Linked DNA regions of Homo sapiens: region 2 is linked to region 1. A link is a contact called in ENCODE Hi-C or POLR2A ChIA-PET data. All regions are on one chromosome and are shown on one strand. Each heading gives the region's core, a stretch centred on a gene start or an enhancer-like site at or near the end of the contact. The rest is flanking DNA. Distances are from core to core; before and after follow the strand shown.

What was found. Hi-C counts contacts between places; a loop is a spot of excess contacts on that map. ChIA-PET counts read pairs that join two places held with the same protein, here RNA polymerase II (POLR2A). Pooled maps may share reads with other maps.
Region 2: a map of HepG2 shows a loop between it and region 1 (2.8-fold over the local background). The contact joins two enhancer-like sites. A Hi-C loop is called at or near these places in 1 of 168 maps with a recorded cell type or tissue (HepG2) and 2 of 50 pooled maps. POLR2A ChIA-PET finds 5 or more read pairs at or near these places in 3 of 52 experiments (HEK293T, Panc1 and endothelial cell of umbilical vein).

What each region holds. Positions count from the first base shown.
Region 1 is chr4:184,546,759-184,551,224 of GRCh38, forward strand. No RefSeq gene overlaps it. Among named protein-coding and RNA genes, the nearest start is that of LINC02427, 11 kb to the left of the region's middle. Within about 2 kb of position 2,498, at least 3 of the 41 ENCODE cell types and tissues checked have a DNase peak (open chromatin) inside an H3K27ac peak, as active enhancers do.
Region 2 is chr4:184,744,970-184,749,435 of GRCh38, forward strand. No RefSeq gene overlaps it. Among named protein-coding and RNA genes, the nearest start is that of CENPU, 13 kb to the left of the region's middle. RefSeq lists an enhancer at 2,374-2,875. Within about 2 kb of position 1,667, at least 30 of the 41 ENCODE cell types and tissues checked have a DNase peak (open chromatin) inside an H3K27ac peak, as active enhancers do.

The sequences.
Region 1 (4,466 bases), core at 1,248-3,747:
TCTCCTGCCTCAGCCTCCTGAGTAGCTGGGACTACAGGTGTGTGCCACCACGCCCGGCTAATTTTTGTATTTTTAGTAGAAACGGGGTTTCACCGCATTAGCCAGGATGGTCTTGATCTCCTGACCTCATGATCTGCCTGCCTTGGCCTCCCGAAGTGCTGGGATTACAGGCATGAGCCACCACGCTCAGCCAATGAACCTCTCGTTTCCATCCACCAAATAGGTATTGGGCTTTGAAGTCAGTCAGACCTGGGTTCAAATTCTAGCTCTGCCACTTACAGTCTATGTAGCTTGGGACAAACTGCTTAAACTCTAAAGCCTCAGTTTCCCCATCTGTGTAAAGGTGTTAAGAAGACTTAACTCAAAGGGCAATTATGAGGATTGACAGCGTTGACACAATACCTGGCATATGATGAACACTCAATAGACAGTAATCAAGCTATGCTGGCCACTCCCTATGTGGAGTTTTGAATCAGGAGGCTGAGTGCAGAGTGCAGAGTCCTCTTGGCCAGGTCCGACTGCGGAGACGGCAGAGGAGTGAAGGAGGTGCTGTGTACCCCAGGTCCCAGCTGTGTGCACCTTGAACTGGGGGAACCCCCGCCTCCTTTCTGTCTGGCATGAACTCTGCTTCCTCCCAAGGAGTTTGAGGCCTGAATTCACCCATGGTTTATTCACCCCTGACCCAAGCAAACGTTCAGTGTTGAGAGGAAGCAACAAATGTGAAAGATCAAGGCAGAACACAGAGCATTTCTGAGGAAGTCTGTCGCGCCCACTGTTTTGACAGGCTCTGGAAGCCCAGCTTTGCCTAGCCCAGGGCAAGTACAGTACTCTAGGAAGTAGTACTCGGGTGGGGCTGTTGGTAGCCGGGGGTGGTCATCTGATTACCAGGGAAATGCAGAGTTTATTTTATCTAATTACCAGGGAACTGCCTGAGAGATTTCATCTGTCATAATTCTAAACAATGCTGAGGAGACTTTATCTTTACAGTTTCCAGTGTAAAGGCCAGAGGATGCTGGTTGTTGAGAGTGGTGAGGGGGACATAAGCGTACATTATTCAGTTTTGTCTGATTTTGTATACACTTGAAAATCCCCTTAATAAAAAGCAGCACCAAAGCCAGGAGCAATGGTGTGCACCTGTGGTCCCAGCTACTCGGGAGTCTGAGTGGGGAGGATGGCTTGAGCCCAGGAATTCCAGACCAGCCTGGGCAACATAGTGAGACCCACCTCTAAAAAACCAGCAACAAACAAAAAACAGAAAAACCAAAACAAATTTTTTTTTTTTTTGAGACGGAGTCTGGCTCTGTCTCCCAGGCTGGAGTGCAGTGGCGCCATCTCGGCTCACTGCAAGCTCCGCCTCCCGGGTTCACGCCATTCTCCTGCCTCAGCCTCCCGAGTAGCTGGGACTACAGGCGCCCGCCACCACGCCCGGCTAATTTTTTGTATTTTTAGTAGAGACGGGGTTTCACCGTGTTAGCCAGGATGGTCTCGATCTCCTGACCTCATGATCCGCCCGCCTCGGCCTCCCAAAGTGCTGGGATTACAGGCGTGAGCCACCGCGCCCGGCCCCAAAACAAATAATTTTAAAAGAAACAAAAATTTAAAAAACAACTAACAACCAGGAATAACCCTCTCCTTTGAGAACCCCAATACCACCTCACAATACACATAATCATGAGAATCTGTATTAAGGGTTTCTCACCCTTAATACAGGAAGTTGCCATACAAAAGGAAGTATGCAGACGTCGCTCTGTGTCTCTTAAAGTTCCAACGTTTCCTTACTCATAAATGACAAAGAGTGCTCTTCAGATTGACACATCAGGTTGCAGCTCTTCTCTGCTTGAAATCCCTCTGTAGCTTTTCAAGGTAGTGTCCCCTCCTTCGAAGGGAACAGCAGCTCCTTTGTGACCAGGATCCAGCACACGTTTCGTCTCCTATTTGTACTCTCCGGCTCTTGTGTGCTGGTCTTCTCCCTCCAGCTCCAGGGAATGATGTGCGTTTTCCTGGCATTTGCCTTCTGCCTCTTTCCTGGATCCGGGCTGTTTCCACTTCCTCCCCTCCCCACTCCCACGCCCCTGCCCATCACCTACTCATCCTGCAAGTCTGACCTGAAGCCCTGCCTCTTGTGCAAGATCTCCGGACCCTCAGCAGAGACCTCCCTCCATGCTCCTGTTGCAGGACTTTCCCTTAGTTCAGCTGCAAGATCTCCGGACCCTCAGCAGACCTCCTTCCCTGTTCCTGTTACAGGACTTTCCCTTAGTTCAGCCAACCACGGGGTCCTTGTCCGTCCCACGGCCACGAAAATGTAGGCTTGCAGACGGTTTGAAGGGTGAGTAAAGCAGGGTTTTATTGGGTGAAAAGGAAAAAAGGGAGGAAAAGGGACCCTCTGCGAAGCCAGAGTCCCTGCTGGTGCCCTTCCTGTCTGCCAATTTGAATCCTAGATTCCACCCAGAAAGAGGTGGGGCCGGGCTCCTCCCCAGTGCGAAGGGCGTGAACTTGCCGAGGGTCCACCCCGGTGCACAGGCCGGTTGGAGATTGCTGTCTCACTCCCATTGTACATAGTCATTACCTCTCATTGTTTCTATTTTTTCCCTCTGAGAGAGGTGAGCCTCTTAAATGCAGGAGTGATTTTATCTTTTTGTCTTCCCAGTGCATGGCACATAGTTGATTTTTTGTTTTTTTTTTTCCTGAGACAGGGTCCAGCTCTGTCGCCCAGGCTGGAGTGCAGTGGCGCAATCTCGGTTCACTGCAGCCTTCACCTCTAGGCTCAAGTGATCCTCCCACCTCAGCCTCCCAAGTAGCTGGGACTAGAGGCATGCACCACCGCACTTGGCTAATTTTTGTATTTTTAGTAGAGATGGGCTTTCGCCATGTTGCTCAGGCTGGTCTCGAACTCCTGAGCTTGAGTGATCCACCTGTCTCAGACTCCAAAAGTGCTGAGATTACAGATGTGAGCCACCGCACCCAGCCAAAAACACAAATAAGTGTATTAATAGTGTGAGGCATTGCAAAATATTGCTGAGAATACAGTTCACTAGTATCATCATCATAGAGCACAAAACAAATTCTGATATTATTAAGAATATCAGCCAGGTGCAGTGGCTCACGCCTGTAATCCCAGTACTTTGGGAGGCTGAGGCAAGCAGATCACCATGTTGAGAGAGAGACCATCCTGGCCAACATGGTGAAACCCCGTCTCCACTAAAAATACAAAAATTAGCTGGGTGTGGTGGCACACACCTGTAATTCCAGCTACTCGGGAGGCTGAGGCAAGAGGATTACAGCCAGGCATGGTGGCTCACACCTGTAATCACAACACTTTGGGAGGCTGAGGCAGGCAAATCACGAGGTCAGGAGTTCGAGACCAGCCTGGCCAACATGGTGAAACTCTGTCTCTACTAAAAATACACAAATTAAATGGGTGTGGTGGCGGGCGCCTGTAATCCCAGCTACTTGGGAGGCTGAGCAAGGGGAACCATTTGAGCCCAGGAGGTGGAGGTTGCATTGAGCCGAGGTGACAGGGTGAGACTCCATCTCCAAAAAAAAAAAAAAAAAAAGAATATCGTAGCTCTAACACATACATAGAAAACTCATTCTATTAGAAATTAAATTATACTAATATTATTGACAATCACTTTTATAGCTGTCATTGTAAACTCAAAGACAAGAAATAAATTCATCACGAGAAAACATAAAACAAGTACTTAGCCTTATTGTTGAGTTGCCTTTTACTGAATGGTACCTCAGTTCTTGGGATAAAGTTTGAAACAGCAACTGGAAGGACAGCTTTAACTTGAAAACGGTTTTATTTTTAGAGTTGTCATGTTACAAAAGCTCTTCTCACATAGCTAAGCTGTTGGAAAGAGACCAGGTTTTGTGAAAGTTTTTCATTAAGTGTTTCATGTTATCATCACTGTAACCCCAAACAATGGCAAATGCTTCATAAGCCGCTGAAATGCCGATTCAGCTGATAAATTAATAAAATTCTCCTTCTTTAAAGTCCTAAGCCAGAAAACACTTGTTAACATTTTTAACAGGAATGAATGAAGATGGATGGACCACCCAAAGATGCTCCTATCCCAGGGTAATCTCCAAAGACAAAACATCAATTTCACTGTGTTTTTTGCTTACCCAGGTCAAGAGTTACCAATACCAAGACATCAAACTGCACAGAGATTGGACCTAGAGCAGCAGGAGGTAGTATATAAAACACCAATACTAGAGGGAATTAGGAGAGGGAGCAGAAAAATGATTCATCTGTAGCACGTGTGGTCTGCAAGTTGCAGGGTGTAGAATGTAGCTTGTGGATAGAGGAAGAGTATTAGAAAAAATTAATGCTCATTCAAGTTTATTTTATGAACTAGCCAAAAAGTCACACATGGATACTCACAGTAGGTAGAATAATCAGAGCAGAAATAGCACTTCTGGCACATAGTTATTGGGATTGAGGAAGAATTCATTTTAGCTTT
Region 2 (4,466 bases), core at 417-2,916, 200 kb after region 1:
AAAGTTGCCTCTGTCTCTCGCTCTGCCTTATGCCCCTTGGTCAAATTCTTTCCTCTGAGGAAGCAAGAACTGAGGTTGCTGCAGACCTGTGTGGATTCGCTGCCATTAACGAGATAGTGTTCAGGGTGGGGTGAAGCATGCTTGTTGGAAGGGATGGGCTGAAAACGCAGGAGTGGAGGCAGCGGGGTCAGGAGTCCTAAAGGTGACCTGGAGCAATGTGAGCAACTGCAAGGAACGTCAGGGACACCAGAGGACCAGAGGCTTCAGGACACTGGAGGACACCTAGGTGGTGGGTCCTTAAGTTATATGCTTTCATATTTGGGAAATGGAAAAAAAAAACTATTGCTTTGATTATACCAACTATAGAAAATAATGACAAAACTTTAGGGAGGCTTGGGATAAACTGAGTGCTTGGGCCTGGACACTTCCATGTGGAACTATATCTTCCCTGTGATGGAGGTTGATGTATATATGAATTCCATGTTTTGGAATTGTTAGTTTGATTTTGATTGATTGATTGGACTGAGACAAGGTCTCTGTTGTTCAGGCTGGAGTGCTGTGATGACTTCATAGCTCACTACAGTCTCAAATTCCTGGGCTCAAGCGATCCTCCTGCCTCAGTCTCCCGAGTAGCTGGGATTACAGGCACATGCCACCAGGCCTGGCTAATTTTTGTATTTTTCACAGAGAGGGTTTTGCCGTGTTGTCCAGGCTGGTCTCAAACTCCTGGGCTCGAGAACCACCCACCCTGGCCTCCCAAAGTGCTGGGATGACAGGTGTCCGCCACCGCGCCTGGCCTCATTAGCTTGATTTTAAGTGAGAATATTATTTGGTATCTTACAGGATTCTCATGAAGATAAGAGAAGAATGTAGAGGCCCCTCGATACACAGAAGGGGTGCCATTTCTTATTGGACTCAAGCTTTTCTCCAGGGAGCTTTTCTGTTGAATTTTCTTTTCAGCACTGGGTCCACCAGGGGGCAGATGAAGAAAGGGCCTGGAGATTCGACGATGTCATTGGAGCACAGAGCGCCTCACTTTCAGACGTTGTAAATACTGCTTCAAAGTCAGTTCAAGAAGATGAATAAGGCTAGACATTTTAGTTGCCCTTGCTTAACCCTTTTCCTCTTTCACATAAATGATATTCTTCCACAATTTATCCAGTCCATTCCTGTCAATTTCCCATAAGGCAGAGTATGATTCTCTATGACGGAGAGGAAAAGAACTGATGTCTCAAATTTTCCCACTTTCTTATATAACTTCCTACAGCAGTTACTAATTACTGAGTACACAGGAATATCTCACTCAACTTGGCAGTTTAATGAAGTTATCTGTTTTAAGCAGACCCGTTGTTCAACCTCTGTAACTATAACACTACAAAACAGACTTAACACATCCCAGGAGGGCAGGCATGGGGGAGCAGAGGAGGATCATTTCTTTTGGATGTTCCCTTTAAGAAAAAGAGGAAATAAAATCCAGAAAGGAAGTACTCCTCGCCTTTTACAGTTAGAGGGCAGAAAGATTTTTTGTAGCAAACAACGACATTAGATCTCTTCTTATGTCACATGCTTTTCAACATTTCCTGGGTGCTGTTACCCGGCTGCTAAACTTATTTGCTGTGTAACTAATGTTGTTTTAGTTTTTCCAGACCTAACTGGCACTGCTCCTACCCAAGCTGCAATCACATGGCTAAACAGGTCTGGTCAGTACATCATGACCATGCAATGTCTCATGCTTCAGATTCCATTCTCAGCTCCCCAAAGGGTCAGGAGAGTCTGGTGCTGGGATCCTGGCAGGAGCATGCTAGCAAAATTCAGGATTTCTTTAGCCAAGGAATGGCAGACTTCCAACCTGCATAAGCAGTAATTTTATAACTGAAACAGATGTAAAAAACCGAGTGCATAACCTGAGAAAGAGAAAATGGAAGGACATCCCAGAGAAAAGGTGTTTTTTTTTTTAAGGAAATAAGGACAGAAAAATAAGAAGTAAAATGTCTACAGCAGAGTCTTGTGTCTGTAACTCTCCCTCAAGCTGTGGTTGGAAAAGAACTTTCTTAAAAAGGTTTTCACAGCTCTGTAATGAACTTGCTCACTCTGACAGCACTTTTGGTTGACCTGAGAATACACACAGCTGTGAGGCTGACCTTGTTTGGCCAGTGTCCTGACCTCAGGAGCCCTTACTGCTCAGGCAGGAATGGACTCAGCAGATGGCACCTGGCAGAGGCACCTCCCAGGTGACGCAGCAACTTTCTTCATAGAACCTGCTGTAGAACGAAACCTCTGGCTGCTGCCCTGCACCTTATAGGCCAGCTCTCTCACCCCTTATCACTGAGCATAAAGATCATTCTCACCCAGGCCACAAACATGCTCTTTGTTTCCAGGGCTTAGAGAATCAGGGAAGGCTTCTAAGCAAAGTGCCATCTCCAATCCTGTAGGAGCAGCCAGGCCAGGGTGAGAGTGCTCTGGGGAGGGAGGCCAGCCTGTCCAAAGGCTTTGCAGTGAGCAAAAGCAGGATGCACTTTGGGAGCTGGAATAACTGAGGCATGGCTGGAACAGAGTTGGGGAAGTGTCAAGAAATGAGGCCAGGGAGGCAAGCAGGGGCCCTTCAGTTCCCTACTCCTCAAAGTGTAGCACAAAGACCGGCAGCACTGGTGTTCCCAGGAAGCTTGTTAGAAATGCAGAATTGCAGATTTAGTGAATCAGAATCTTCATGTTAAGATCCCCAGGTGGCTGGGCAAGGTGGCTCATGCCTGTAACCCTAGCACTTTAGGGGGCTGAGGCTGGAGACTCACTTGAGCTCAGGAGTTTGAGACCAGCCTGGGCAACGTGGTGAGAAACAAAAAAACCAACAAATTAGCCAGGTTTGGTGGTGCACGCCTGTGGACCCAGCTACTTGGGAGGCTGAGGCAGGAGAATCCTTAAGCCTGGGAGGTCAAGGCTGCAGTGAACTGTGATCATACCACATACTCCAGCCTAGGCAACAGAGCAAGACCCTGTCTGAAAAAAAAAAACAAAAAAATTCTGAGGTGACTAGATGCACAATCAATTTCGAGAAGCCCCCCCCTCTCACTCCATTAAGCAGTTCAGACTAGGGAACAATAGGAAGCCTCTGGACAATGAAGCAGGAGAATCACATGGTAAGACTTGTGATTTAGAAAAATCTTGCTTGCTGCAGAATGGGTAAAGTAGCAGGGACCAATATAGGCAGCAAGGGGGCCAACTAAGAGGCTGGTGCAATGGTCCTGGCAAGACGTGGCCTCCGCCCTAAGGAGTGGGAATGGAGCATGGTGAGAGGTGGCCAGATTCGGTAGCCAATAGGAGACAGCAGCAACAGGAACTGGTGGCTGAGGCTGCCTGGAGCAGCCCTGGAACTTCTCCCAAATGTGTGGCCCACTGACAGCTGGGCCCGGGTGAGGCCCAGGCGCTGGCAGCAGCACAGCAGGGTGGGGAATGCAATATCAGTGGGTGTGGGACTCCAAAACCAGAGTCCTTCTGTGTCTGCACACGTCGCCTGGTGCAGAATGTGAGCAAACTGGTTTTCACGTATGCTCAGTGTGTGTCCCATTCACTGCACGGTGCTTCGCTGTCCCTGCAGCTGGGCTCTGGGGTTGGTACTTCTGTTGCTCACTCTCCAATTGGAACAAGCCACATGCAAAGCAGGAGGCCTGCCTGGAGTTCTTGGGGAGAAACACTGCAGCGTTAGTTAGTATCCAGCAAGGACAATTTCGGCCAGAGAAATCTGACAGTCAAACCCACTCCCCTTAGCCGATAAAAGTCTCAATAAAAAAGTGACTAAGAACTTATATGCAAAATATGTTTATGAAAAAGAAATCCTGTTGTAGGCCAAGAACAGAATCCCTCTGCACCTGAAGAACACTGCTTAGAAGCAAAATTCCTTTAGCAAGACTTCTACCTTTGAAGCAAGTCAACCAAGCAAAGGAGTTCACTGAGTCCAAAGGAAAACTCTAGATCGCTGTTTATGCCAAATACATGAATAATAAGATGGGAAAATTTCCCTAATTACTCTTGCTGAGTAAAGAAGTGAGTTTAATCTGAACCAACACATAGCGAGGCATCTACTGCAGGGTACAGTGGTGAAGAGTCAGCCAGGGCAGGGCACTGGGTCGGGGGTCCCTTTGGCAGGCTCCAGACTAAGCTGGAGTGGAGGTTTCTCAGCACTGGGCACCAACACCGCTCTGCTGACAAGAGTTGGAAGGATTGTCTCTATGCTGGGAGCCTAAGGAGAGTTCCCTCCAGTCAGATTCTGGGCTGCAAAACCATTTTCATAATAAAAGAAGAGGGGGCTGGAGGCTGAGGAAGGGGAGGGATGCTGTGGGCCTGACCAGTCGAACTGACCCATGGCCCTTGCCTGTTCTGGCCCTACTGGGACCTTCTGCTCTTTATCGACCTGTTGTGCACCGATGGGGGTCAGTGGCAGGTTTCTCTTCTGCCTAAGCTGCTGTGAAATG